Regions from separate parts of the Mus musculus genome. Here region 1 is linked to region 2. A link is a loop called in an ENCODE intact Hi-C map of the cell type or tissue named here. Cell type or tissue: left cerebral cortex. All regions are shown on one strand. Links, peaks and the distances in the headings refer to the core of each region. The heading gives the core; the rest is flanking DNA. Region 1 holds the start of Prrxl1 (paired related homeobox protein-like 1). Region 2 overlaps Wdfy4 (WD repeat and FYVE domain containing 4).

Evidence for each region. Hi-C counts contacts between places; a loop is a spot of excess contacts. Peaks named below come from ENCODE experiments on the same cell type or tissue, not always from the same donor. Only the 100,000 strongest peaks of a DNase experiment are listed, where the experiment ranks them.
Region 1: it touches region 2 in a loop (2.0-fold over the local background); 3 of 42 quality-filtered maps call a loop at or near these places.

What each region holds. Positions count from the first base shown.
Region 1 is chr14:32,589,715-32,604,899 of GRCm38, forward strand. Prrxl1 (paired related homeobox protein-like 1) reads left to right here and starts at 9,694. Exons shown (of 7, transcript NM_001347590.1): 1 at 9,694-9,832; 2 at 10,232-10,350; 3 at 14,182-14,279. The coding sequence starts at 10,317. In left cerebral cortex, for the core only: no CTCF peak of the experiment used is centred there; DNase peaks (open chromatin) are centred at 7,897 and 9,752; H3K4me3 peaks cover 855 bases.
Region 2 is chr14:33,025,572-33,040,756 of GRCm38, forward strand. Wdfy4 (WD repeat and FYVE domain containing 4) reads right to left here. Exons shown (of 59, transcript NM_001146022.2): 40 at 12,986-13,152; 41 at 3,376-3,524. Among named protein-coding and RNA genes, the nearest start is that of Lrrc18, 42 kb to the left of the region's middle. In left cerebral cortex, for the core only: CTCF peaks have their summits at 8,070 and 11,439 (motif pointing left); a DNase peak (open chromatin) is centred at 8,077.

The DNA.
Region 1 (15,185 bases), core at 4,392-12,391, 440 kb before region 2:
TCCTCCCTCTGTGTCCTTCCTTCTTCTCTCCCTTTCTCTCTAACTGCCACCCCCAGCCAGGTAACTGAAAACCCACCTATCTATCTACTGCCCAGTCACAGGCTCATCCTTTTATTGACCAACTTGGGGAGCAAGGTTGTATAGCATCACTTGGTGGATGTGAGGATCCCCTCATCAGGGGACAACCAGACCTTGGGGGCCACCAGACCAACCCCAACAGAGGTTAATTTGGCTTATGGTTCCCCAGGGTTAGAGTCTATGATGGTGGAGTGAAGGCCTGGTGGCAGGAAGCTGGAGCAGCAGTTGAAAGGTCACATCTTGATCCTCAAGCAGGAAGCAGAGTACATTGGGAACGACAGAAATATTTGGGAGCCTCAAAGCCCGCGTCCCAGTGATACCACCTCCCATAACGCCACACCTCCTAATCCTTCCTGATCAGTACTACCAACTAGGACCTGATATGGAAACACATGAGCTTTGCGGGACTGTCCATTCTCATTCAAACAACCACAATACACTTCCTGGCCCCTGTAGATGGGTGGCCATCTCCTAATGTAAAACACATTTAGTCCAACTTCAAAAGTCCCTGTAGTCTTCTAGTCTCAGCATTACCTAAAGGTTGCAAGTTTAAAGTCTCTTCTGAGAGCCAAGCAATGTTTTTAATTGTAAACCCCTATTAAAAACAAAACAAAACAAATTATATCCAACACAAACTGGCACAGACTATGTGTTACCATTCCCAAAGGGTTGACTTGAGGCATAGTAAGGAAATACGGAATGAAAGCAAGACCAAAGTTCATCAGGGCAAATTCCAAATCCTGTAACTCCACACCCAATGTTAAAGGGCTTAACAGCTTTCCCCTCGCTGCTTTGTTGTCTGTAACAAACTCCTCCCTCCTGGGTTGATTCCACTTCCTGTGTGTAGTTCTCTTTGGCCCATATCCCATGGCTCTGCCATGAACATTCTGTGGGGGTCCAACATAAGTCAAGCTCCCCTCTCACGGTGTCACCAAATGACCTCTCAGGGTCTCCATGCAGGGACTCCTCTCCACACACATGGCCTCAACAGTTCTCCTTGATCCCAGAGCAAGACTCCAAGACCCCTTACTCACATATCCTTCATGATCCTAAAGCCAGAACTTTGTGAACAACACTGCCAAGTTTGGCTATCAAGTTAGCATGGAGCCCAGGCCCCCCCCCCCCTCACATTTGCAGCAACGTTTGTTTTGTTGCTTTTTAGGAGCAGAAACTTCCTTAGACCTTTTCCTTTCATAAGTCGGAGGCTTAGCTGAGTGGGTCTCGCCTTAAGGGGCACCCTGCCTTTCTTCTTAGCTGGGTGGGTCTCACCATAAGGGGCATCTCTGCCTCTTTTCCACTTCTCATTGGCTGTCTCATGAATCTCTTCACCTCTTCCAGCACGTGCCTTGGATCCAACACTGAATTTCCTGGTGCTCTTTTTCTCTCCAAACTGTGCATTTTGTGTTTCTTTTTTGCCCTGCTTGCTCATTTTCATTGTAGACCTGAACAGAAGTGGTTACTAGTAACAACATGATAGAGCTGATTTTGGGCTATCTTAGAATTTTCTCCACTAAAAATATTAGTCCATCACTTTTCTATTTAATCTCAGGAGATGTCTTAGGAGATGGACAGAACATCTTAGCCTTCTTAGCCAAAACATCACAAGAACATTTACCAGCCCATTTGCTTACACTGTTCCTGTCTAAAGCCCCTTGAGGCAGCCTCCATAGTCTTCATAGCTCTCCTCACTACTATCTTCCAAGATCCTACTGGGGTGGTCCATTAAGCTCCGCTTACAATGTTTATATGTCTCCTAGTCCAGAGTCCTAAAGTCTTCCATGTTTTCCCAAAAACTACCATGTAGGATTGTCACAGCAAGAGCCCACTCCCTAGTACCAACCTCGATATGAACTCCCTTTCTGTGGGAGGAGGTGTGTCACTGGGGGCAGGCTATGAGGTTTCAAAAGTCTGCTATTCTCTGTGTGTTTTCTCTGCTTCCTGATTGTTATTCAGGATGTGAGCTCTCCGCTGCTGCCCCAAACCCGACTCTGAGCCTTCCTTGTTACAGCTCTAACCTCCTGGAATGACAGTGCAGTGAAACAATTTTCTTTTATAAGCTGCATCAGTTAAGGTGTCTTATCACAGCCACAGCTCTGCAGGCTGGGACCCTGGGACCCAGATCGTCGAAGTTAGCAAGATAGGTGTGATTCCCATATGTCATGGACATGTTGGGCCTGATTCCTCTCCAGCCTGGACAGTTAGGGCTGTGTGATGACTGCCGAAGTGCCGGGAGAGGCAACTGACTGAGCCAACGTGTCCTAGACTATAGCTGATCTCAGCAATGTTTCTGCTAAGATCCAGATGTGCTCCATAGGGGCTGCCATCACATGAGGTGGCCGGTTGAGACAAGTTCCTCTGGCGTGTTCTGAGAGGTTCTGTATGGTTATGGTAGGCAAGAACGCGTGTACCACGAGGTTGAGAGAGCCTCAGGGGTAGCAGAGCAGCGAAACACGGGTAGCAGGCTGTACCCTAAGGACATGCATCGGCACAGAGGGGAGCAGTGCTGTGAGCTGTTGTGGGGAGGAAGGGGTGCTCTCTGAGTCCAGGTTTTCATGAACACCATAGAAAAGTTAGAGTTGTGGAGAGCTCATGACGCGCGCGCGCGCGTGTGTGTGTTCATGTCCATCTGGAGAAGGAAGAAAGTGTGTGTGTGTGAGGAGGGACAAGGAAGAAGAAAAGCACAGGTGAGAAAAGTGAGTGGGGGGTGGTGGAGGAGAAGAGAGGTATTTGGTAGAAGGCATGTGTTAGAGAGAGGTAGGCATGTGGAGAGTGTTTGGGTGTAGGAGAGAGACAGAAGAGTGTGTGTGTGTGTATGTATGTATGTATGTGAGAGACAGATAGACAGACAGACAGACAGACACACACAGAAAGAGAGAGAGAGCGAGCGGTGGTGAGAAGAGAGGAAATGCTGAGTCAGATACTGAGCAGCAAGCATTTCCAATAAAGGAGGAGGTTTAAGAAGTCGGATTTGACCCCAAGTCTGCCTGATTGGAAATCTGCCCCTCCACCACCACACTTTACATAATTCAAGTCTCTTAGAAACGGGAAAGCCTCGCTGTGTTTACTAATCATTCATGTAGTAAACTTCCTTCATTTGTTCAATAGGCATTTCAATTACGTGCTGCACGTTTATTGAGCACTTAGCATGGGCAATTGACTGCGCTTGTGTTTTAGGAGAACTGTGTCTTATTTAAGAGGTGCGGCGGGGAGTGTGAGCCTTGGCTTGGGAAACCCAGCTCTAGCCTGCCTCTGCTACTCATCAGCTCTGAAAGCCACCTCACAGGGCCGCTCCTCAGGTTTGACAGGAGAACTGACTGCTTTGGAACCAGGAGCTGACTGGAGAGTTCCTGCTTCCTGAAGGTAAGCTGCTGCCTGTGCTTGCCTGGGTTGGGTTTGAGATGTCTCTCGATTGATTTCATTTCCTACTAGCAATTTTTTGGCTATGTTTTAATAACAGTTAAGACTGATGAGCTAAATGTTCATGGAAAGATACTGTTCTGCTCCTGTGACTCCAGCAGATCCATGAATGAAGCCCTAACTCTTTGGATGTAGATGCTGACTTTTGACTGTAGTCTAAGTCCCAGGACACACCCCAGAAGGATGCAGGCCCAACCCCCAAAACTACACTGTGGCTAGAAGGCAGGAGACTGACAGACGTCCTGTCAAGACCTCTCTTGACTTCCCAAAAAGACTGGGAGATCTCTGTTCAGAGCAGCAAGGGCTTACCCGAGGATGGGAGAACCTCCAAGAAGAGGCAGGCTGCCTTCTGAGAGCTGCCTTTCCAGAGGGCCAGACTGTGCGGTCAGAAAGCTTAGTTGATGCAGGCTTCTGGTGATACAAATGTTTTCTATCATTCTTATCTCTTCTCATAGCCAGATCCTCCGTTGCCTGGAACCTGAGAGCACCATAAGTTGTTCCAGGATCAACCTTAAAACACTGGAAGCTGTAGACTTGGTCTTCCTCAACACACTTTATTCTTACCCTACGCTTGACAAGAGGTCACCCACCATCAGTGTGGAAATCACGAAGGTCCCATGGTTTGCAAGGAGGTCATATGCAAAGACATACAGAGTGGTGAAGTCGGTAGCCATGCAGAGGTTCTACACTTAGGTCAAGGGCATGGGATCATACGTCAACAACACGTTAGTTGGCCAAATAGAATACCATTAACACAACACAAAGGCCCGTGCTTAGATGTTCTAACCAAACAACTCTGCCAAGTAAAGCTGAACAAATGTAATTAAGTGTGAAAAGTAGAAAACGTAGGGAACCAGCAAGTCAGAGGAGCAAAGGGCTAGCATGGGAAGCCACAGCAGAGCTCTCCCTGGGGGACTGTTGTCTTGTCCCACGGAAAACTCGTCTTGGAGATCACAGAAGACTGGGGTGCCATGTTTACTACCCGAAGCCCCAATAGAGGCCCTAACGGGAAAACTGGAAAAGTTAGACACCATCACTGTAGCAAGGCAATGATGATGATGAAGAGGAGGATGTACTTGCAGCTGGTGTTCACTGAGTGATTGCTACGTGCTGGGCATTACATATAATTTGTATTTCAAAACTTTTAAAAATAGTTATCTTTTTAAAGATATTTTCTATAAATGGCAAAATTAAACAGAAGCTAAGGAGAGTTTCCATATGCCCTCTGCTGTGACAAACATATTTCTTCTGTAATAGTTCCTAGTACTAGAAGGTCCATTTGTCCCCGTGGTGACACATCTTTATTATCCAGGGTGCAAGGTTTGCAACATACATAGTTTACTCTCAGTGCTAGATATTCTATATGTTTGTATAAATGTCAGATGACATGACTCCACCCTATAGAATCATACACAATAGTTTACTGTTCTGAAAATGTCCTAGTGTGGTCTTTTGGTCTTTTCAACAAAGCTTGCTGTAGGCGCGGCTGTCCCCGACAGCAGGTATCACAGAGGTCAGGAAATGAGTTCATCTCGCTTCTGAAGGCCAGGGCTTGCTCACAGGGAACTAGCAGAGGACCTGCTTCCCTCCATTGGAGGACCTTGGTCCACCCTCTAAGTTCATCAGCAAGGCCAAGGCCAAGAGTGAAAGCTGAGCTGTGAGATCCACACAGCACCTATGTGGTCCCGAGGCCCTGGACCATTGCATGTGAGGCTATTATGCTGTGGTTTGCATGTGAACAGCTTCTGTCATCACATGGCAGATAAAGCTGTGGGTTATAGAGAATTTCTAAGTTAGTAAGAAGCACAGCTGTCTTTCCCTTTACACGTGCGTTCTGTTCATAACTGCTCATTCACAATTTCAATTAGCTGCTATTAAAAAAAAAAGCATGTTCTACATGTGTGGCTAACCCAAGCCTTATTGGCCATTTCCAAAGCAACAAAATGACCCTACCTTTGACTGTAAGTAGAACATCACACTCACTCTAAACACACAGCTAAGCACAGCCAAGCTTGCCTCCCCTCTTAGGAGGGAAGTGTGTATTCTAAAACCATCATTCAAGTAACAGTACAAATATCTTAGACTTTCCCAGAATAAGTAGTTAGGAGTCCAGTATGTTTTCTCTCTTGCTTGTTAATTGGAGTATTTTATTTGCCCCTGTTGTTATGGATTTAAGTGGTGTTTACTGGAATTGCTTTTGCTAAAGAGAAATTTTAAAAGAGAGGCTGGGAAAAGCCCCTCCTGAACACAGTTATCAAGTCCAGCATACACTCGTGGGCTGGGGTTCACAAGATACGCATAGAAGCGCTTCCAAACGTTCCCCTGGATTTCCTTAAACAGGGCAAATGGGAGGAAACACAGCTGTGTATGGTGTTGGAGATCTCAACCCAGCATCTCGAACTCCTCCATTTTCTAGGGATACAGGATACTTTCCAGGAATCAATTTAAAATGCCTCACAATATAACTGCAAGCAACCGAGAGCTTGCATGGAGGATGCTTCCATCTCCAGCATGCTATTGCTGCTCTCAGGGATTTTGCAAGACAGTTTTCCCTTCATAGAACCTGTTTAAAATTAGAAAAATCAAACACACATTAGAGAAAGCAGATTTTTACTCTGCTATTAATTGACAGGGGGATGTAAAGCTCTCAGGATCTGGGTGGGGGTCCAGCACTTGCCCTGCAGAGCCCAGGTCAGCAGCAGCTCCCTCCTCTACTCTCCAAGCTGCTTGCTTTTTGGAGTTCAGCCTTGGATTTCCAGTACTGTGAATATGTTTGCACTGGGCAAGCTGCCTCCGCAACACATCTGCACACAAGTCTTGTGTGTGTGTGTGTGTGTTATTCTCTTCCTCCTTTATTTAAAACCATGAACAACCTTGAAAGTTGAACTCCCCACTCTGTTCTGTGCTCGCTCTGCCCTTCTGGACAAGAGGTAAGTTAGCATGCCCTATGCAATAACCAGAAAATGATTCTTACAGGGAATGCAACTTGAAGCTGACGGAGTTAAATATTACAAGGAGCTTCCAGGACCCCAGAAGTGTCTCCTTGTAGAAGCTGGAAACAACCCAGGTAGGTAGGGGTGGGTGGGAAGGGCTCCCACAAAAGAAAAAAAATATGCTGAAATATGACCCTGTCTTTCAACTTTAAATAAGCATTTCTGTCCTAATAGAAGTCCTATTTAATGTCTCCCGCAGCTTTGATTTTGGAACACGTCACATTCCTCATTAAAGCAATCACTGTTAAAACATAAAGCAACACAGGATTTATTTCTTCATTAAACTGATGATCCGTATATGAAGCCAATTAACATTATGAGTCTGGTGAACATCAAGTGTAAAGAGGTTAGAGAAAATTAAAAGCAGTCACCTTGGTCTTTAGATAAAGAAAGTACACTTTTAGGTTGTAAATTATCAGAGTGTCCAAGCGGGACAGATCGGCAAATTCGGTTAATTGGGAAATACATTTTACTGCACAAGAATTAAGGAAAAATGAGAGTTTCTTTGCTAACGCCCCCTCCCCCTTTGGTGAGGGGAGACCATAACGAATATCTATTAAGTCACCTTCTCCTCCAGGGCTCCGAGTATTGGAGACAACTGGGGCAAAGGGGGTTCACAGCATCAAAGTTTTCTGTAGCTTTTCGTTTCTGCGGTTGTTTTGGTTGGTTGTTTATTCGCAGTTTTACCATAGGAATGAGCCCAGCCTCGTTTTACCATAGGAATGAGCCCAGCCTCGTAGTTATGGGAAAAGAACTTCGGGCGAATTGAGGCTGAAGGTCCGGAGCTGGCTGGGAGCCCCTTGCAAGGTGGGTGCTTTCTTAGAGCTGAGCTGGTTGTGCAGCCAAGGACCAAGAATGTAGACAGGTTCGCGTCAAGGGGGCGGTGGGAGGGCTGGGGCCGAAGGCAAAGGGACCATGAGGTATTTTTCTGCTGTAGCCATCGGTAGGAGCCATGCATTTGAGACTGCAGAGTCGGGAGTTCACTTCCTGCTCCCAGCGCTTACTGCGCATCCCAAATGACTTTCGAAGATTTGGGCCAGGAAAGGATTAGGAGTGCCTGGAATCGCTTGCGCTGGCCTCGATGCCCGCGCACTGCAGGACCCCACAGGGGCCCTAGGGACTGGTGGTTTCTGTGGCCAGCAAAAAGTCTGGTAGGGTGGGGACGCTTGCCGCTGTCCAAGGTCCTGATCCCTCCGCTGATTCGGGGAGACGTTCAGACATCCAGACCAGCCTGCTCAGACCCCGCGACAGATCAGGGTTTCACATAAATCCTTACGTCTCGATGTCAGCCACAGGGAACTGATAGAAGCTTGGATGTCTCTGTTTTCTGGGGCCAACGCGGCAGTCGGTACTAGGTTGCTGGGGCCGAGGCTCCCGCGGATAATGCAAGTGCGCGCTGAGCGGAGCTGGCGGGGAACCCTTCCTCTTACTTAGCTTCCCCAGCGCTCGACTCCCAGAGTGCGCAAGGCGCCCGGGGAAGCTGAAGCTCAGGGCAGGAGAGCATCGGAGAGGGCTTTCGGCAGACTCCGGCGCTCAGAGGGCCCTCGGCTCCTGGAACCAGTTGCAGAGAGCGGGATGCTCCCTGAGCCGGACCTGGAGGGAAGCCGGACCCGCGAGTTCGTCGTGGCCTGGGACCGAGAAAGGGTCTGCTCCGGGCCTCGAAGCTGTGTACTGGCCGGGTGGTCGCGCCATCCACCGCACGGGGCGGCTTGGCTCGCCGACGTTCTCCACTCGGGCCCGCCGCTTGGTCTTGCGGGAGTCTGTGGCCCTGGAGGAGAGCTGGCGCGGCGGGTCTGTTCGCTCCGAGCCGAGCAGTCATTTTCCAGCCTCTTCTTGCTCCCAGCAGGGCCGATTCCGGCCGGGAGCGGCTGAGCCTAGAAAGGGCCGCTTGAGTGCAAGAGGCCCAGCCCAGCCTTGAGTCCGCCGGAGCGGTGCCGCGTTTCTTCCTGGCTGTTTTCCCAGGGGTGTCCACTGGCCGGCCAGAGCCTCAGCACTCAGTTCTCCAGCTCCGCGCTACTTGCCCCGGTCGCTGGTCCACGAGTGGGCCCGCCAGGCCTTTTGTTTCCAAAGCTCTGTGTCTTTAAGATCAAGGGTGGATCTCAGGCCGGGCAGGGACCCGACCCACCACTCCGCCAAGGCTCTCAAACGCAGCATTAGAATGTTTATAAAATATTCAATTTATGTAGTCTGTCCAAGAAGCCATTGTCCCAAAATAAAATCGGCAGTCTAGACGGAACACAGACACCAGAACTTATCAACAGTTGTCTGATTCGCATCTTCTGATGCATCTTGAGTGGGTCATAATACCAACTTTATTTTCAGTGGTGCATAAATTAATTACACGCATTTAATAACCAAAATATCATTATATTCCCCCTTTAATATCATAAAGGCTTTCCGCCAGGGAAGCACTTAATAGTGCAGGGGGCCGTAACGGGCTATTATCCTGGTGTAATGCTATTACAGAACCAATTATGCGCCATTAGACTTGCTTTTTTTGCAGTTTATGTGATTTGATCCAATCCCGCGCCCCTGACTTGAAAATTTCAACCCGGTACTTTAGAGTTTAATTTTCACCCAGGCAGAGAGAAGGGCGGTCTCTCTCCGCTGAGTGTCTGCCTCGGATGCATTTTAAAAGTAATTGCGAAGGGTCCCACTGCATATCATTTGCAGGGAGAAGCGAACATAAATTCAGGGACCCCTTGCTGAGAACAAAATCAAACTTTCCTTTTGTACGATCGCTTGGAAAGGGAAGCCGTGTGCAAAGAGTACCCCCAAAACCCATCCGGCGGCGACAATTAGCAGCGCTTTGGTAATTTTGCAGTCCTGGAGTCTCCAGGCCTCTGACAAGGGCGAGCCCAAATCCAATCTCACTCAGAGAAAGAAGGGTTGAGACTGAGGGGGCCCAGAGGGCTGGGGTTGGGGTGAGTGTTTAAAACATAATCTCTTTTGGGTGGGGGATGATATTGGTAGCTGTTGTTTTTATCTTCGTTTAAAAGAAAAAAAGGGAAAAACATTCCTGATGTTTGCTGAGAAGTGACGGATTTTTTTTTTTTTTTACACCACGTGGGCCATTTGTAAGGCCCAATAGACCTATCCAAGTTACTCGCTGTAGACAGCGCTGGAAATAATCAGATTAAGGCCAATTATGCGTGAGATTATAAAGGCGAGTGCTGAGCGGCGGCGCGCGCTGTAGACAGACAGCAAGACATCTGGCCACTTCCCCAGTCACTTCTCTGGTCCTGCGGGCGCCAGCAGCGCCAAGCCCCGCCCGCCGCCAGCCGAGCCCCGCGTGCGGACTAGAGGCGAGCGCACTCCGGCCTTCTCGCCCGCCTCCCGCAGAGGTAGGCAGGGTTCCCGTGCTGCTCCCCCGGCTCCCTGCGCTGGGCCTTGGGACTTCACCGGCTTTTGGCCCGAGCTGCTGCGCTTGCAGATGGCCTTGCGCGATCGCCGGACCCAGCTGCGGTGGCCAAGTGCAGGGCTTGTGGTTGGGACCCCTGAGAACCAGGAGCCAGACTGTGCCCAGCTTGGTGAGGGCGCGGTTGTCCAGCAGCAGGACCTATGCCGAAGGCTGACCGTAGGGTCGTGGCTTGGGAAGGGAGGTGCAACCACTTCTCCCACCATCCCCGCGGTGGCCCCAGGGGACCAAGGGCTTCGGGAAGGGCTTAGTAGGAGGAGCACTCCCTGTGATCCTCGGGGTGTGCGGGCAGGAGACTCAGGCTCTATTGCTGTTTGCTTTGCAGCCAGGCCGGAGCCACGCACAGGCACAAGTCTGCCAGGCCGCTACCAGCCCTGGTCCAGCCATCAGGGCCCATCCGACCGTCGGCGATGTTTTATTTCCACTGTCCGCCACAGCTAGAGGGTGAGTAAGCGCCGCTTTCCCGGGCTGTTTGGCCAGGCCAAGCTAGCCAAAAGGGCCGGGCCACAAAAGGGTTGATAAGTATTGGGGTCTTCGCCCCACAAGGTGGCAGCCTCTTGGCAGGGTTTAGGGGTACCCTTAGCCCCCCCCTACATCCAGCTCCATCCCTCCGCCCTGGTGCCACCTGCCTCCCACCTCCCTCTCCGCCTGGGTCGCGCTGCCCCGGGCTATGGGTGCCTCAGGGACGCCTGGTCCTCCCAGCACAGATGCTGGTGTCACGCCTCTAATCGGGGCTCCTCCGCCCAGGGGGCCCGCATCAATCTTTCACGGTGTTTTGCTAACATCCCAGAAAACCAAAGCAAGTTGAACTGCCCTCTGAGTCCTGGGCTCCACTACGTGTCAGGAAGGGCCTACTCTCACCCTGGGCGTTGGCAAGAGTGCTCCGGGATCGCACACGAAATTCTGGACAACTTAAAGTCAGTTTCTAGCGGCAAAGCTGTCCCTGGATGCAAGCTCCCTGATAGTTACCTGTCAGGAGTGTCCAGGAATAGTTTCATCTCAGCGATTTACTGAATTTCTGACTACAAATGACCAGCTCGTCAGCCCCCAGGACCAGGGTCTGGTTGTTTAAGGTCTCTAGACCTTAGGGGGGAAATGCCTTTCCCTATTCCTGGTGTGTTTTCTTCTCCCAGTTGTTAAGTGGGGCAGGGGTAGTGAGAAGTGAGAGAAGCTTGCATCCCTGGGTGTCTCTAACCAGGGCCTGGGAACCAAAGGGTGAGTTCTTCCTGGCAGTGATCTGTAGCGTCAGGTGTACATACTCCCCCCCCCCTCGCTCCCCCCCCCCCCCCCCCGTGCTTGTGCTGTGGTTTGGAGGAGACACTCAAAGGTTTATAATTCCGGGACACTTGTCCACCTTGCTGTAGGTTGCCTTGAGCAGTCTTCAGTCTCAGCCACGATTTGGGAAAGTTTGTTTTCATTTTCTATATACAAGCCCTTAAGAGTCCAGCAGAGTTTGCTAAAGGAAGCTAGCTAGTGGGGAGAAGCAGTTAAGCTCTGTATGCCTGCTTTTCAACACCAGGCAGAACCCAGGCAGGGAGGCTTTAGGGCAGTCAGAAAGGAGCGGTCACTTACAACTGTACCCCAGGCCTGAAGGAGACCCTACTGGTGTGTCGTGGGTAGTAGCTGTGCACTGTTGACTTCAAGCTCAGCACTTTTGTCAAGTGGGAAAGGAGGAGATTTGGGCACTTGGCAAGTTGTCTATATTCTGGGCGACCTAAGAAGAAACCTTTCCTGTTTATAAGGATGGGCTGCAGCAGTGACTTAGAGACTGCCCTATCCCAGGATCTCTCTGACTTGCCTACTGCTCTCAGCTTATTTACGGGCAGTGGGGAGACAGTTCACATTTGCTACTTGTGCTCTGTGTGGGCCCTACCTTGGCGATTACTCTGGTTGATGTGACCAGGAGAGGGTGGCTTCAAGCACCTGTCATTCTTTTCTAGATATACACCTGTGCCGGTTTCTCAGGAGGGGAATTTATGTCTTGGTCAGTGTTACAAGGGCAGGATGATGCTCTGAAGCTGGGAAAGTTGAGGATGGCTGAGGACAGTCTTCGGACTCTAGGGTGGTACAGAGGAGAAAGCAAAGTGTGACTGACCTTACTTCTCAGATACTTTGTCCATATTAAATTAGTGCTGTGTGGGTCTCAAAGTTTGTTAGAACAAGAACCTACACTGTGACTAGTAGAGCCTCCCTCTCCTCTCCCAAAGCCACCCCTAGTGTGCGTTCCTTGTGATCCCATCATCCGAACCGTTTGCTCCGTGTCTGCTACGTCTTATTTGACTGAGAGTATACCGTCACATCATCTTGGACTTTGCATGTTTTTTTCTCCTTTACTTCATAATACTTTGAGACTTCCCAGTGCCTGTGTATACAGAGCTGCTTATTTTCTTTTAGACTGCTGTGTAGTATTCCAGTATTGTTTTGTAGAATGTGTCCACACATTCTATTTGTAGTATCCTCTTTTATTTCTTAATTGCAACATCTCCAACATCTCTCTCTCTCTTTCAACATCCTTTATAACTACATTCATAGATTAAAAACCTGTGTGCATAAATTTTTGATGGTTTCTATTCAACTGCCTTCTGACACAGTTTCACCAATTGATACATGACTAGTGAACAAACGTGCACAATTTACTATAATTTATCAGTTCTGGGTATCATTATGCACTTTTTTTGGGAACAAAACAATGATCATGTTATTTCATTGTCATTGAAACAGAACATAACAATGTTCTGCTTAAGGAGCTGTGTATAACTTTATCAAGTGTCCTTTTTATTTATCTCATCTCCCTCTCTTCTCTGGTAGATTGTCAGTCTTTTTCTTGCTAGTGTGGTGAAGTCAGCTTTTGTAGGGTTCAGCTGGGAAGCATTGTGAACAGTGCACAAGCAAGGTGCAAGTGAGGAGACTTGGGGAGACTGTGACCAGAAAGCCTGAGAGTACGCTCCGTGCTGACCAGTCAAATACTCTACTTCCAAAGAAGATAGCAGGGCCTCTTGTAAAGTGATGGAAATAAGGCTGCTTTGAATCCTTCCTGCTTAGTTTCTACTGAGATGAAGAGAAATGTTTGTTGCTAAGGGTTTCAAGGAAGCATGCAACTTGGTCAGGAAGATGGTGGGGGAAGCTCCAGTATGGGGGGGGGCAGTATTTCAACAAGGCATGTGATCCTTCAGGGTTGCCCTCTGTAGCAGACTGGATGTGGAAGGGCCTGAGGACTTAGCCTCCTAGGGATGAGGTGCTTGTGCAGGGTACTGTTTGGATGCTGGGCCTGGGAGCTGATGCTGAGCACTTGATGATTGTGACAGCAGCGCCCGTGGCAGGTGAAACGCGCACTGGTTAATGGAAACTTACTCATTTGTTTTCCTAAGAAGCCATTGTGGACTATCAAGTAAATAGTGCACATTTGGAAAATGATCCAAATGCACTTCTGGGGCCAGACTCTGCTCTGGCTTTACCCTGAGCACTGGAGGCTGCTGGAGAGAACAGCATCTTTCCTTTTCTGGGGAAGTGGGGACCGCAGGGTGTTGGATAAGGCCTGGCTACCTATTGAAATGCCCTTGGAGCACGGCCCTAGGAAGTCGGCAGGGTTTTCTACTGGTGCAGGCCTTTTGTTAATTGGTGTCTTTATAATGGATCCACTATGGTGCTGATGAGCTGTGACCAGTGGTAATTAATAATCATTTATAAACTTCGTACCTCCTTGAATTCTGCACTTCTAAGAGGAAAGAGGTGTGAAAGGCTTTCTTTCCTCCCCAGCCTTTAGTCCTTGATGGTTTTAGTAACAAGGGGAGTGAACTGACAGGTGAGCAGAGAGGGCATGCAACCTTCTGCTGGAGGGTCCATGGTAGTGAGTGAACAGTGGACAGGGGACAGAGGGAAAGGCAGGAAAAGGAACGTAGACGAGGACCAGAGTTTTCTCAAGCCACTGACCCCTCCTGATTCAGAGGCCACAATTTCAAAGGGAGTAGACTTGACCATCTTGGGTGTTAAGGTCACCATTAATAATGTCCTATGAAATAGAGAAACGTGGTCCAATAGCCAAAGGTTTTGTGGTGACACAGAACAAGAGATAGTGAAAAGAAGGGTCTCACTAGGAGAACACAGAGAAGCACTTTGGAAGGTCAGGCTCTCCGGGGAGGGCCAGGTTTGTGTCCTGTGATAGAGCACCGGAAGGGGCTGGTGTGTGTGTGTGTGTGTGTGTGTGTGTGTGTGTGTGTGTGTGTAAATGAAGACCAGGGTCTCTCTACTCATTCTGCTCTCACTTAAACCCTGCAGGCACTGCGCCTTTTGGGAACCACTCTACAGGGGATTTTGATGATGGGTTTCTTAGAAGAAAACAGCGCAGAAATCGAACGACCTTCACTCTTCAGCAGGTAAGGACAGATTCCCCGTGTGTGAGAACCATTTTCTTCCCCCAAATTCACAGATGAGCCACTCTCTCCTTGCCTTTTAAAATGATACCAACTGTTGGGTTGGCCAGTCTTTGTTTTTCTGAATGACTTATGCGTCTACCTGGGGAAAGGGCAGTTTGTTAACTTGGGCTTTGTAACTCCAGGTTATCAGTAGAGAAGCAGCTATGAATTTTCCCATGTGTCTTAGACCGATGGTCTGAGTGACATTTTCCCTGCCAGCAGAATGCAGGTTGGGCATTATTGTCCCCAGAAAGGCAGATGGGAAAGCTGACCGATGAGGCTGCCTCCTGAGAAGTCAGTGTTGCTGGACACAGCTGCATCTTTTCCACTGGGCTTCTCCAAGCTGAGTGTCCTTAGAGCAGTCTCTTTCCTGAGCACCTGTGGGATGACCCCACACTCATAAGGATTCTGTGGGGTGACTGATGGAGAGTTTTATAGGTGGCAGCCTTCTCTATACTCCCATGGTGGCACTGTGGAAATTATACACGAGACTACCTTTAGACTTTTTATGCCCATGACAAAATTTAAATGTAAACAAACAGAAACATCTATGACTTGTCTATTTCTATGTCTTGAGGAAGGCACACTGTGGTTGGTAGTAGCCTTGGCTGCAGCGTCAACTGGGATTTAAAAATCATTCTGTGCATTTTTAAAAAAAATATTTTAAAAAATATATCTTGGGCCAGAGAGATGGGTCAGTGGTTAGGAACACTGAATGCTCTTCCAGAGGATCAGGGTTCAATTCCCAGCACCCATATAGTAAAAAAAAAAAAAAAAAGTATATATATATATATCTTATTTATTTATTGTGTACATGTGCGTGGATGCACTTGTGTGCACATGCATGCCACTGTGTGTGTGTGTGGG
Region 2 (15,185 bases), core at 4,823-12,822:
CATGGGTAGCCTGTACTAGAACATGGGGCTTTGGGGCGAAAAGAAGCAGCCATGTTTTTCTCATGCCTCTTGGTCTGTGTAACTACATAGGACAGAACGAGCAGCCACGGATCCTCAGAAAAGTTAAACTATGTCATTGTTGAGTTCACTGATAGACATCCAAGTTGAGGCTGGCTACATGCAGCATTTATACAGGTGTCACTGGGTGCTCTAGATAATCATTCTTACATATCCTGCTAAGTAAATCAAGATAGATCAGCGCTCAGACATCCAAGGTTAACGGGAGGGAAGGAGCAGGTTGATCCTAGCTCATTATTAGGAGGATGCTGCTCAGAGTTCTACTTCCGGGCAATCACCTCCCCATATCAAATTGTCTAGAGTTGCTTTAATATAGATTTTAATAATTATATCAGGAAAACCCACTAAGTCAGGTAAATGATGGCTGTGATGCTGACCGGCCTAGTTTTCAACAGCTGAAGTAGGCTTCAAAACAAAATACACTTCAGTTGGCCTCTATTTGAAGTCATTTAATTTTGTAAGAATGATAGTGGTAGTGTGTAGCTGGAATCTCTCAGGGATCTAAACATTTTAGAGATATCGTGTCACTGTAGCTGTGGAGCCACCACCATGCACACACATGGTGGATGCGTAGTAACTGCAGAATTGAACTCAACAGAGAATTGATGCCCAACAATCCACGGACAGGAAGTGAGTGTTCCATACCTGATCTCCAAGGTTCCCATAGATGCCACCCACTGTTTAGGGTAGAACTGTGACTTCCTAAAGAGATAGGTTTATGTCACAATGTGACTTTATTTGAAAGTGGGTCGTCTATAGAAGCCTTCAAGCTAAAACCAAGTCACTGGAGTGGGCCCTAAACCAATATAACTGATGACATCATAGAAGGGTACTTGTGAACCCTGAGAAAGAAGACATTTGTATAGCTGGCCGGTGTGTCTATATACAAGCCAAGGAATTCCAAGGATAGCCCAGACACCAGAAGCTGAGGGGAAAGAGAAAGGCTTCTCCCCTTGAGCAGCTGAGGAAGTGCTGCTGACACCCTGACCCATCCTTTTAGCCTGTAAGGCTGCGTAAGTTTAAAATTCTGTGATCCTTGCAAGCCACCAAATTCTTGACAGCCCTAACAAACTAATACAGCCACTAAACATTGCACTGAGGAGAGAGCCCAGTGCCACTGAGAGCCAAGCTTCTCTGGACCTTCTCCACCTCTGCAGTACATGCCTAAGTCCAGTCACTTCGAGCGCATTTAGTGTTCTTGGACTTGATTGGAGATATTTTTATGGTGCAGCAGCAAGCTTCTTCCAAGGTCTAATGCTCAGCTATGCTCAACTCGATGGCTTTTAGAGAAGCATTTCAGGGTTGGTTCAGCTTTATTTTTAACAGGCTTATTTATGTACCTTCTTTAGTCTCCATGGTCAAAATACAGCCCAATTCCCATTGATCTCACAGGATCTGGGAGCCTGGCTGGGATCGCTGCTTCTCTCTTAGCACTTTCTCAGGTCTTAGAGAAGGCTGGTGGGGGCAGTGACTGTCTGATTAACAAACACTTCCTTGGGGTGACTAAAAATACCCAGGCAATTCCCTGGAGATATCCCAAGGTAGTCAGTCATTTCCATTCTACCCGAGTTTTAGAAAGTACATTTCCAGACAAGGGAAATCACTCTTGCCATTATAAGTCAAGTGTCCAACCACTGGGCTTATATTACAAGTGCAGGGATAGACGACTTGATGATTAAAACAAAGTGTAGCTGATCAATAACATCTTATCTAAGGCTAGCTTAATCCAAGCCCAAGTGAAGTTAGAAGCAATGGGTTGTGCATGTCGTTACACGGGCATGCTGAGCAATAGAAAGAGCAGAGAGCTTTCATCAGCAAAGAAAGGCCAGCCTGCGGACCCAGTGTCCGTATTGATCAGTATCAATAAAACATGAGTGAGAAGATGGAATGAGTGTGCCAAGTATTAATTATGCTCCTCCAGCTTTGGAAAATCATCAAAGACTTGTAACAACGGGAGAGATTTTGGTATGAATAAAAGATGGAAATTAGCAAGAGAGGATGTCAGTAAGTATAATAAAGCAAATTTCAACCGTAATCTAAACAGGGTGGGCTGGCAAACACTCTTGCACATACCCTTTAACTCCGGCTTCCTGAAATCACGATAGCTGGGAGTTAAAACTCTTACCACTGACAGGTCAAGACGGAATTCTTTGCCAACATCTGTAAACAATGGCTTTCGAAGTATATAGTCCCCGATGACTGGTAGAATCAGCCTGAGCTAGGAGCTGGCAAAATATCAGATCCCACCAGACCTACCAAATTAGAAACTACAGAAAGGGTAGAGCCTAGAAGTCTGTGTGCTAATGATCCTTCTGGGTGACTCTGGAGTAAGCCACTTTGAAAGTCACTAGACTAAGAAGTTGCTCTGTCACCAGAGGAACCATGGCAGACCACAGTGAAAAACTCTCCATCTATCAAGAACAAAGACCATGAGAAAACACACAATTTGACAACTGCAAAACACTATCGGTCTGACTTCGGATGGTTGTCCTTCATGAGCACAGAGCACAGTACTCTGTGGAGTACTAGTCAGTAGGAGCTGGCTGAACTCCAAAAGAGCAAACATCTATCATTACAGAGAGGCCTTAAGGTTTTTCTGCTGATGATGTCTGCTACTAGTTGTGGAAAAGACAGAAGACATCGTTTCCTCACTTGGTCACTTCGCATTGTTTTTTCTTGAGATAGGATTCTCACTTGTAGCTCTTGCTGGCCTCACACTTGGCATCTCCGTGTCCCAGCCTCCTGAGTGTTGGGGATAACCCATGTGCCACCCTACCCGGATAATTGTTGGAAAAGTACTGTCCAAACCTCGGCCTTATTAGATTCTAGCCATATCATCAGGCAGCTCTCCCTTCCTTCATCAGTCAGGATGTCTCCCAGCTATGGTAACAGAAGAGCCCCTGTATCATGTATGCTTTGTTCCAGAATGATAGTGTGCTCTGACCTCTTTGCCAAGAAGCCTGTCTGTGTAGCCCATGTCATTCCAGTGACTTGGGCAGCAGCCACTATCTCATAAGAACAGTGGGCAGTCAGTGAGTCGTTGAATACATACCCTGATGTGACTGAAGTCTGTTATCCAAGTAACCTGAGGGAAGGTCCTCAAGTACTAAGACACATGGCCTGGCAGGGGAGACATACAGGGCTGCCATGTTGCTACCCAGCCCATAGGCTGTCTTTGGAGAGTCATCTATTTTATTCCATGGCTCTAAGCCTATGATAACCAGTAGGAAGGGGAGAAGAGGAAACCAGAAGTAGGCAGGGCTTGGGGGAATCTGCTGGGGGAAGTGGAGAACTCACTTGGATAAGCAGTGGTGGGTGCAGTAGACATCGCCTGTAGGAGACAGAGTAAAGTTCTCACAGATGTAGAAGTGATGCTGGCCAAAGAGCAGGATCCCCTCTGAGACCAGGTGGCCCTGCACAATCACCATGGGGACCTTCTGTGACACCTGGAGGGAGAGAGGGTGCCAAAGTCAGACCGCGTGCCTGGGAAACACGCCACGCCCGTGATTTTTATGAAGAACTCACAGGACAGTTGGAACTGTCAGTGGTAGTGGCTTGCAAGAATGGCAGGCTACACAATCTCAACCACAGCCCATGTGGCACAGTGATACCATCATCCCATGTAGTTTTTAATCTACATATGGACACAACCATTCTTATCAATCCATCTGGGTGTCATTTAATATATATATATATATATATATATATATATATATATATATATATATATATGTATTTAACATATACATATGTATCATTACACCATTTCTCCCTTCCCTTTCATCCCTCCAAATCCTCTGATATATCCCTCCTTACTCTTTTTCAAATTCAAGACTTCTATTGCTATTAATTATTGTTTTACACACACACACACTCACATGCACACATGCGCATGCATACATTTATGCATACATATTTTTAAATACAACCTGTGTAATTATGCAGTCTGTGTAATGTTACTTTTAAGTATGTTTTCAGGGCTGATAATTTGGTATTGAATAACCACTTGGTGTGCTCCAACAGGAGACTATTTCTCCTGTTCTCAGCAGTCCTTAGTTGCCAGCAGTTCTTTGTGTAGGATTGAGCCTCGTTTGCTTTCTCCTATCCCCATTAGCACATCTATTGTCCTTGTCCTTGTTGGATAATGTTTAGGTCATCATGTTGGTGAACTTTCTAGGAGTATCTTCTGGCCCTTCCTAGGAGACACATACCACAACAAATTCCCTGATTCTCTGCCTCTTACAATCTCTCTGCCCCCTTCTTCTGCCACATTTCCTGAGCCTTATGCTGGGGAGTGTTTTGTAGATGTACCACTTGGGACTCACTGCTGTGGTTCCTAAGCATGTCAAAGTTGTTTCTCTTCTGTTAAGCTCCACGACAAACAAAGCATTCCCCAGTTCATATCAAGACAAGTTTTACTGGGGACAAAAACTTGCCCAGGTAATAGCCAATGAATAGCTGAGCCAGGAGTAGAACCAAGGTATGTTCAAAACAAGTGTAAGATTGGTACTGCTGTCTCTGTAAAGCCAAGGCAAGCATGGGTATTGAATGTTCATTGTCCATGTAGAACCTTGCTCCTGGACCGCAGGCCACACTCCTTCACTGACAGAGAGCACCCGGGGCGCCAGTGACAAGTTGCCCTCAACAACAGGCCAACATGAATCATGAGACTAGAGCCCCTTTGCCTCAATTCAGAGCCACTGTTTGGGTGTGATTAGCTCTGCATTACAACCATCCTGGGTCAGCTCTGACTTCCCCACTCCAAAATACTCCCTGAGAGCATAGCCACATGGAGATTCCAGCTTGCTTTCCAAGGATTCTGACCTGTGACAATGCAATGACTTACATTCCAGCAAGAATGAATAAATAATGAATGAAAACCAAAGGGACTAAGAATAAGGCCAGCGTCCATATTGTCTCCAAGTATTTCCATCCTTACAAATGCAAAACTGAAAGGCAAGGGTGACACACACCTATAATGCCAGCACTAAAGTGTGAAGGGGCAGGGGTGTCTGGGTGAGATTGACCCAAGTATGTGTGTAGTGTGTGTGTGGTATGAGTGTGCGGTATGTGAGTGTGTAGTGTGTGTGTTGGGGGGGTGGGTAAGTGATGTGATATGTGTGTGGAGTGTGAGTCTGTGGTGTGTGTGTCTGTGGTGTGTGTGTGTGTGGGTGTGTGCATGTGTGTGTCTGTGGGGTGTGTGTGTAAGTTGGGGAATGATCTAAAGGCTGAATGTGACATGTGTCTGTATTCCCAGTACTTGGGATTCTAAACCAGGAGGATTAGTTGCAAGGCTTGTTTGAAGCCAGGCTGCACTATAAACCCCATCTCTAGAACTAGATAAGTAAGCCACGGTCACAAGCACTGTGGTTTGAATGTGGTTTGTATCAGCAAAGCCAGAGCTGAGGTTCAGTTCCTGCAAACAGCCTGAGCTGATGAGGCCTTTGGAAAAGGCAGTTAGGGCTTCACCGTAGATTCAATCAGTTTGCTATTTGGTGGACTCAATGGTTAGGTTTGGTGGATTCAGGAGTTTAATGGACCCAGTGGTTTAGTTTGGTGGATTCGGTGCAATGAGGTTTGGGGATGTTTCATCTTACAGTGAGTTTACAAAGATTAGAGGGGAACCAGGCTAGGAATCAGGGGATGTCTGGCTGCCTCACAAAGGCCTTCTGAATGCAAGCCCCTCTGGGCTTTCTTTACACTTTTCTGTCTTTACATAAGTGCCATGTTTCACACAGTTACCTTGTTACAGCTAGTCTGCAGCCCACTGCAGGGCCCCTTCCTAATGACCTCCTGTAGACTTGTCTGATTTTTACTATGTTGCAGGATATTTGACCAATCTTTTATAGATTAAATTGCTTTCAAATATTTGGCATACCAGAGCTGCCAAACTCATTGTGAATTGGTGGGTACAGCAGAGGAATAAAGTTCTATTAACAAGACTGGAGGTTCGGGGTGAGGATGTTTTAAATTCCCATAGCTATTGCCAATTGCTCCCTTGTAAATCAGCACTAAATTTATGCCTTGCCACCGTTGTTAGGAAGGTGCTACAACTTGAATCCAGTTTGACTATATTTTCCAAGAACTCAGTCTAATGCCCATTGTGAGGTAAGAGGGTATAAAGGAGGGCCTTTTGGATTCCCTCGCATGTGTGGTATATTTATTGTATACTTATAATATGTAGTATAGTAGTATATAAAGAATATCATCAGGGTGAAGCCTCTAAGACTGGGTGTTTTCCTTAAAAGAATATCAGAAGAAAGACACACATTCACACATACTCCCTTTATCTTACATGATGCCCTGTGTCACCCTGAGACTCTGTCATTTAGAAGATAATCACCGCATACGAGCCTCCAGCCATTCAGACTCATAAACCTAAAGAAATCTCTTTTCTTCATAAAGCACTAAGCTTCAAGTCCTTTAGTATAGTATCACAATACAGACTGATAACCTAGAGTTATGCCAGGCTGCTTCAACTATTTTTTTTCCCTGTATCTTTTACAGGTAAAATTTGGAGGTCCCATCCCCAAGTTCATAAGGTGACACCTGAAGCCACAGCACCAGCCCTGGCATAGGCACCCCTAGAACATCTCCCCTTCCCTCGATGCCATCCCCATTAAACCCTCCACAGTTCCGGCAGCGGGGCTTTGGCTCACATGCCACAGTCTGATCTGATGCTTCCCTTTGGGAGGCTTAAGTAACAACCAGAATAAACCAAACCACAAGAAAAATGTCTAAAGAGAGCTGGGTTAATAGCTTAAAAATTGATTCTGCTAGAAAAGAAATGGCATTTTAAAATCTAGAAAACGAGCCCAAGTGAACTATTACCTGCTCTTCCATTTAAATGAGCCCTGAGAGGGCTCCATCCGTGTTTACTCATGACTAAGAAATCCCTCATGCCTTGATGCTATCGATCACTTCAGACAAGGGGAACTTTTGCTTCTCCAGGAGAACTTTTTAAAGACCTGCTAGATGATGTATGGTCATTCCCAGTGGGTGGATAACTAAGAAAGTAAATATCCCTCCATCTGCGGATGGTGGTGACCAACAGGTTGTCTGGAAAGCCGGAGAGGCTGGAGATAAAACACGAGGGACAACAACAACCGGAGTCACGGAGTGTCAGCTTGTAAGAACACATGGCCCCAAAGCCAGATCTCAGTGATGTGTCTAGGAAGGGCAAGGGAAGCTGTCGGTAGCATAACTAGTCTATAATCTTGTGCGGCACTAAAGTGTGTAGATGGAAAGGCTGAGGCCCAGACGGGTCAGTGGAAGCAGCCATCATTGGAGAGGCCCACGTCTATTTTCTCTCTTCTGTTTCAGGTGAACAATGTAACTCTTTCCTGGGCCCTCAGTTCATGCTATTAGGACTAGCGAACAGTTCAGGGACAATCATCCCTTGATATCCTTGGGGACACTTCTAGAACCTGTGTCCACTGTCACCAAATTTCACAGATACTCCAGTCCCTTCTGTCTCTCCTATTGCTTTAAATCATCTTTAGATGATTTATAATACTTAATATCATGCCAGCACTGTCTACACCGCTATACTGTGTTGTCTAGGGAAGAATGGACAGATTGGAGTCTGCAAGAACAAGAGCTCAGTTCAGACACAATGCTTTATTTTATTTTATTTTATTTGCTTCACAGGTGGTAGAATCTATTGACAGCCTCTGAGGTTATGAGGGTTTAATTATATACTTAATTTTCAAAAATATTGCTGAGAAAAACTAAATTAAAACTACCAAAAAGGGACAGGCTACCAAAATCATAATTGGGTTCGTTCCCCAGAAAACTCTCTACTTTTTCTAAGTGGACCACAATTACCTTGAGCTTCAGTCACACTAGGAATGAGAGCAAAGAATCCTAAAGCAATAGGTTCCACTAAGTTTGAGTGCCTCAACGCAGCAGCAAGGCAAAGAAGAGCAGCGCTGGGTCTCTTTAAGAACTCTCTCCCAGACAAGGAGCAGGAACGCCCCCTGCCTGCCTACCTGTGCCATTTCCACAGAAGCAATGAAGCCAAGCCTCCCTCCTCTCTCTGCAGGCTCTGGGGACCAGGTGGAAAGACAGTGACTTTGACACTGTTTGCCTACTCCAGTGTAATGTGAAACATACCACAAATCCCAAAGATGGTTCAAAGCACAGCGCTCACCCCCGCAGTCAATGAGGATATGTATTAGCAATTCACCCACAGTGTATCTAGCAAGGATCTCTGAGTGTTATAAACCTGGATTTGAGGGTCTGCTGAGATTGCAATACTACAAAGGCTCCGTGTTAAGGCTCGGTGGTCAGCTGGCTGATGGGATAATGGTCAGGGGACTGGATGATGAGGGATCTAGCCTAATTAATCAATGTATTAATCCACGGATGAACTTGTCATTTTACGCCTTACTGAGATCTGAGCTCTAGTTGGAGAAAGTGAGTCACTTTGGGCCTTTCCTTTGCCTGGCTGCTCTCTCTCTCTCTCTCTCTCTCTCTCTCTCTCTCTCTCTCTCTGTGTGTGTGTGTGTGTGTGTGTGTGTGTGTGTGTGTGTGTGTTTCCTGGTCACCAGTGAGCAACCAATCCCTGCCACGTGTTTCAGCCACCATGATATTCTCCCTTAGCTCAAACCGAATGCAGCAGAGCCAACACCTCTACTAAATGTAAACTAAAGTAAATCTTTTTTTTAAAAGTTGTTTTTCCCAAGTGTTTTGAAACAGTGACAAAAAGCTAACTAAGAGATATGTCCTGGAAACAGCAGAACATTGAGTCCTAAAGGCTGCTGCACAAACCTCATCCTCCCAGACCACTTTCTAAAAGTTTCATTCTAGCAGGTGCAGAGTTGGGGCTTAGAAGTAGCATTCTGAGACCACACCTAGGAGATGCTGGTGTAGATGATATGAAGAACACTCGTTAAGAAGGTGAGCCAAGGACACCAACTAGGCAGAGAGCAAAGCTGTTTCATGTGATCTAAGGGTATTGCTTGGAATACACCTGTCTATTGGTTCCTTCATTCATTCAATCTTGCACAGCAGTATTAGCAAATGCCCCACTCACTGGAGAAACAGAGGGAATGGAATCATGCCTTCAAGAGGTTTATGGTCTAACCAAGGCCGCTGTACAGCTAAGATGGGAAAGGACAGGCATTTGAAAGTGCAGTGAAGCCTATGTCTAGCATAGGCTGCATGGGAGAGACTAGGTCACAAAGAGGTAATCCCAAGGCTGGATTAGGGTTAACATACATACATACATATATACATACATACATACATACATACATACATACATACATAGTTAAATATGTGTGTGAAAGAAGCACTTCTGTATAATTAGGAAAAGGGCCAGCCATGCACATGCATACATGTGCACATATGTATGCATGCATATATATGAGCTTATGCATGTACAAAAATGAGGAAGGCAAGTTATAGGTCAACTCAAGGATCACTTTGTATAAAAGGTATGTTGCAGAGGGCCTCGAAGGCATTTATCAGGGATGATGTAGACAGCTGTGCTTTTTATCAAGTCCTAGTGATTCACTCAAACAGGCAGTTCAGAAACAACAATGTTAATACCCTCGTTAGCCTCCTGCAAGCAGCTTTCGTTAAAAACACCTGGGAAGAGCTTGTGAGCGATGCTGTCCAGAGCAAAAACTTCTCCCTTTGATCTGGCTATCACAGTCCAAGTCGCATTTGGCATTCAGTTTGTAGGCAAAAAGAATTCAGTTGTTTAATTTGCCATGGAATCAAAGATAATAACAAACAGCAGAGAGAATCTAACACTGGAATGGAGTTCTAAGCCTGGATGGATCCAGAAGTTTCATGGGAGGGTATGACATACTACCCCCAGCATGGAGTGACTGACGGGCCCACAATTAACATGCATTAAATCCACCACACAAACAGCAAATGGAGCTGTTTGCAGAGAAATGTGCTGTAGTTCTGGGAATCATTAATCAATGGTGCAAAGGCAGCGCTGAGTAACAGAATAATTACCGTCCCAGGTATTGCTGGAGGCAGCAAGGGCTCAGTTGATCACACAAGGAAATGAGTTCCGCTGAAGCCACCCGGAGTCCCAGGGCTGTGACAGCCCTGGGTCTTGGATAGATTCTGCAACTCCAAAGGTCTCAGCAGAGACAGACCACCAGGTTCACTAGAAGGAATTTATGCCCTGGGGTCTCTAGGAATAAGAATAAAGGATATTGGGGGCGGGGGGAGAAGGAGACTCTGAGATGCAAACATGATTACATTGCCATGTCCTGTTCTAGGAAATTTGGAAAATGTGGGAGGTCTGGTGTACTGTGAAGACAGGGGCAAACTTTATATTTGCTTGAGTGTGTTCATATTCTGAAGTCCCCAGACCCACACATCCCACCTCAAACTCTAGTTCCACGTTTGACAAAAGCAATGGTAGACCAAGCAACATCACAGAGGATGAGGGATAAGACCATGAATGAGCGGAAATAAGGTCGCCATACACTAGTGATCAGGCATGGCAGACTAGAGATAAAGTCAGAGTATGCTGAGCCCGAGGCCATGGTGTGTAATGAGAATATTCGTTTCCCATAACGTAACAAAACCCAGGTCTGTTAGGGGAATATGTTTTTGTTTTTAATCCCAGGTGTGGGATACGGGGCTACTTCCTATTGTCCCCAACATCTGACTATGATATTAGTCTTGTGCACTGGCATTTTGCCAGCTGAAGATAGTTCACGTTTGAAATTCTGGGGACTCTTCACAGGGTATATAAATGCCCGGGCCCTGAGAGGCAGACGTTGCTGCTCCTCACTGTGCTGTTTGCTGCTTGCTGGATTGCTGGTTGCTGGTTGGAGATATCCTGACAACAAAGACCAGTCTTGCCTCCAAAAACTCAATGCCCCTAATCAGCAGGAAGTAGTCTGACAAGATCAACACCCTCTTTCCTCTCCAACCTTTCTCTCCTGCCTGGGGGGGTCGGAAGGATGGGATAAAGTTTGGGAGGAGGTGGATAAAAGAATCCAATAAAGTAGCCAAAAGTCCAATTTCAGTGATAAGACTCTGGTAGACCGGGGATGAGGTCATTATAGATCAGAGCTAAGGCCACAACAGAGCAGGAACTATGTCCTGGAGACTATGCATGTGACCTATGCAGGAGACTCAAGCACAACCTATGAAATGAATCCAAGCATCACTTGCAAAGCACCAGTGCTCAGCCTGGGCGAGACTCATCTTGTACAGACTTGCTTCCAGTTCCAGGTTGCTGATGTTGGATTTCCTTCCTCTGCACCCAGCCTCTCCCTGCAGGTACAGGATCACAAGCTCTAAGTAGGAGCTGGCAGTTTCAACTTCTTCACATCTTTCTACCCCTGCTGGGATTCAGGCACATTCTGGGGACCCCTGCTGGGCACTGTGATAGCATCCTGCTGTGTGACAGGGAAGCCAAGGAAGACTGAAGCTTAAGTAAAACTCCAGGGAGGATGAAGTCTCCGATGCTTGCCTTGCCTCCATATGGGAAAGGCAGTTACTTATACACAGTCCGGATTCTAGTCCATCAGAATGAGGCCCCAAGAAGGCTGTCACTGGACATGCATGTGCCTGAGAAAGCCGTACAATGACAAAGGAAAGACTCTCAGACATAGGGAATGTGTCAAGGATTTCTGTCAGCTGCAAGAGGTTGGAACTGGGATTCCTCTGGGCCGGGTCTATAAACCTCAGAGCTTATCCACAGTTGTGCCCAGGAAAGGCTGAACCCCAAATGTCACCTTGTTGGTCTTGGAAGAATAAGGAGCTTCCTGGATCATCTAGTGAGGCCAAAGTGAGCTCTGACTCCAGCAGCATAGGATTCCAGCAGAGATGAGCCACAGAAGAGAAGACAAAGACTGGGTAAGGCAGAAGAAGAGAGATTCACCAGAGAGAAAGTTTTGACACAAGCCTCTTGCTGCCTAGGAAGATGGGGAGAGGGGACCACAGGGCGAGGAATGCAAGCCTTTCCCAAGAAGTTAAGCAGGACTCAGCTGACAGCCATCAACCCTCACACACACAGAGGCATGGACCAAAGTCCACCAGCATCTGAATGAGTCTGGAAAGGAATAGATTCCCAGAGCCTCCAGAAGGCTCCCCAGCCACTGGCAGCATCCCTGTACTCTGAGGCTCTACATGAACCAGCAGAGCCCCACAGTGCTGGATTCCCCAGGAAGTTACTACACATTGTTTCAAGTCACTAAGTTATATGTCCATATGTTAGCAGTGGAAAACTAACAGAGCATTGCAGGGCTGGGTTTCTTCCATACTTATTTATTTTTATTGGTTATTTATTTATTTTCACTTTATGTTGGTCTTGAACTCTAGAACTCTGGACCTAAACAAGTTTTTGTCTTTATAATTATTAATTATTTTGTTGCAGCAATCTGAAGCTAATATACATTCCTGTGCCCATGCTGGGACATCTAAACACCACCCAATAGGACCCCAAATTGTGTGCCCACCAGCTCTGGCCTGTCTCCAAGGCTGGCACATACTTCCTCTCCATGCAATCCTTTGGAAGATGTATGACACTACACACAACTCAACCCATGCACTCCTAGGCCTGAGAGATGGTCAGGGAGCATGCTGGTGGGCGTGTCAAAGCATAGTGCCCCTCCAGGTGTAGGTGTACTTTCAGGGTGGCCAGATTTTGGTGGGAGGCCTAGGAACTGCTACAAGGTCAGGTTAAGCATTTAGAAGACATTTTATACAACACATTGTTAGCTTGAGTCTCATCTTGTAGATGTTTTGACATAGGGCATATAGGAGACCATGGAAATTAGGAGGCTGCCCCCTCTGCTTATTTTGTATGTAGTAGGCAGGTGTGAACATTATTGAAGATCCCCTATATGAGCGATGTCATCCTAGTTCTGTGCCATCAGACAGTCTTAATGGATTACCGAGACTCTACCAATGTGTTTATTACCTTTTCTCCATCAAGAAGCTCTTGTAAAATGACTTGTCTTTCCCGGCACAATTCCAAGAAGTCTTCTGAGTGCAGGCTTTCATGCAAAGCAGGAAAGAAGGTCAGTTGTGTGCAATCCACTCCCACCTCATCCGGCCTGCTCTCAGCTTCCTCTGTTGTCAGCTCATCTGCAGTCATGAAAACTGGACACATTGTCTTGGTGTGAGCCACATGACGTCACAATGGGAAGCATACAACATGAGCCTTTGTCACTGAGAGGAACTGTGAGGCTCTGGTGTAGAGGTGGTCAGTGTGCCCTTCCATGGTTCTGAGAAGGAATACCGCCACCTGACCTGTGTTATAGCTCATGTACCTGCAAGCTGGTTCAACTGGGTGTGCCTAGCCCTGGCTCCTCTATAGCTATCAAATGGATGCAAAGCAACATTTTGGAATTCATTCTCACTGATCAATGGAGCATCTCTCCTTAGGTCTGTCTAGGATTTGCTCCTTCTGAACCCATTTATTCTCTCTTCTACAAGGGTGTCATTGATATAGTTCTAAATAACAGAAGCCCCAATATTTTGTTTAAAGGAATCAGAAATGCCATGGTGCACTGATGAACAAAAAGAATAAGACACTTGTGTGCCCTAATGCATGACAAGTCTCAGTCTCCAGTAGGTGCTCTGGGCTGGACACTGAGGTAGCATCTGTCTATACAGTCCTGTCTCAGCTACAGCATCTCACCCTCAGTTTGCAAATGAAAATATCTGAATACGGCTTGAGACTCTGCCCATGGCCATATGGCTACTGAATTGGAGGGGACGGGAAGCAGGCCTTCCTGAGTACAAAGCAAGCTCTTTTCTGCCTCAGTGTGTTTAGCTGCACTGTTCACAAAATGACTAAACAATTCTGCTATCCTTTCTATATGTATATGTGATTTTTAACATAATGTAAATGTTGCATTTACAAATTTTCACCCAAGATTATGCCATAAGTACTTTCCCAATCCACTTAAAAGTTTTTCCAACAATTTAAAAGGTATAGAAGTATTCCATTGTGTAGCTATTTCGTTATCAATAAGTTCCTCTTCTGCTGCTTAGAGACACAATGGCTTTAGCAGCAGCAGCAACAACAACAAAAATGCAACTTTGCCGTCATTTCTGTTCATTTCTTGATTTGTTTTCCAAGAGCCAGGACATCTGGACCTAAGCTAAGCAGATGACAGAATGGATGTCCTCATCTTGCTCTTTCTCTACTCACGTGTTCCCAGTGTGCCCATGGCTGCAAAGGGCATGCTGGTCATACTGCAAAGCTATGAGCCATTTTCTTTGTGCCAAAGCTCAGCTCTTTAACAACCTTGCAACCTGGGAATCTTATATCTGGAAGGATAAAAGTATCTGCTGCTCCCAGGGCCAGTCCTCACTGGCTTCGTCATCTGAACAGAGCATAACTCTGAAAGGATTGGCATCTGAGAAGGTCCTTATTACTCTTTTGCAAGAGATCTGCCATATTAGGGTCTGTACTGGCAATATTAGGAAGCCCAGGTTATAGATACCTAAAGGTTCTGCCCATCCAGCTAGAGGATGAAGCTGCCCAAGGATACATCTATGGAAAGACAGCACACACTTCCCATCACTTAGCCCCTACCTCTGAGAGGTAGAGCAGGTGAGGATGCTGTGATGTTGGAGCTAGGAGCGTAGAGCATAGAGAAAAGAAGCTAATGAGCGGGCCACAGTGGAACCCCAAAGTCAATCTGATATCAGAACCTGAGATTCTCAGGTCTGGGCTTGTGTTACTGCCAGCTGGCAGGCAGCAACCCTATCAGCAAACCTGCTACTCAGGCAGCAGAGAGAGAGAGAGAGAGAGAGAGAGAGAGAGAGAGAGAGAGAGAGAATTTCAATTTTCTGTTTTCACTTGTGTCTATCTTTTGAACTCAGACCTGCAGCCTGTGATGTGAGGTCCTTAGATCTTAGGGGTGGCCAGTGGCTACTCTCAACCAGTGACAGCGTCTCTGCACTATTAAGCCCAGCTCTTTGCTGTGTGTGTGTCTCTCTCTCTCATGTGTGTGTGTGTGTGTGTGTGTGTGTGTGTGTGTGTGTGTGTGTGTGTGTGAGGTGTGTGTGTGTGGTGTGTGTCCTAGATTTTCAGCAAGTCAGAATTGACTCTACACATCGTCTTTAAGTCTGATGTATATGATGACTGTCATGTAGTTTGTGTTTTG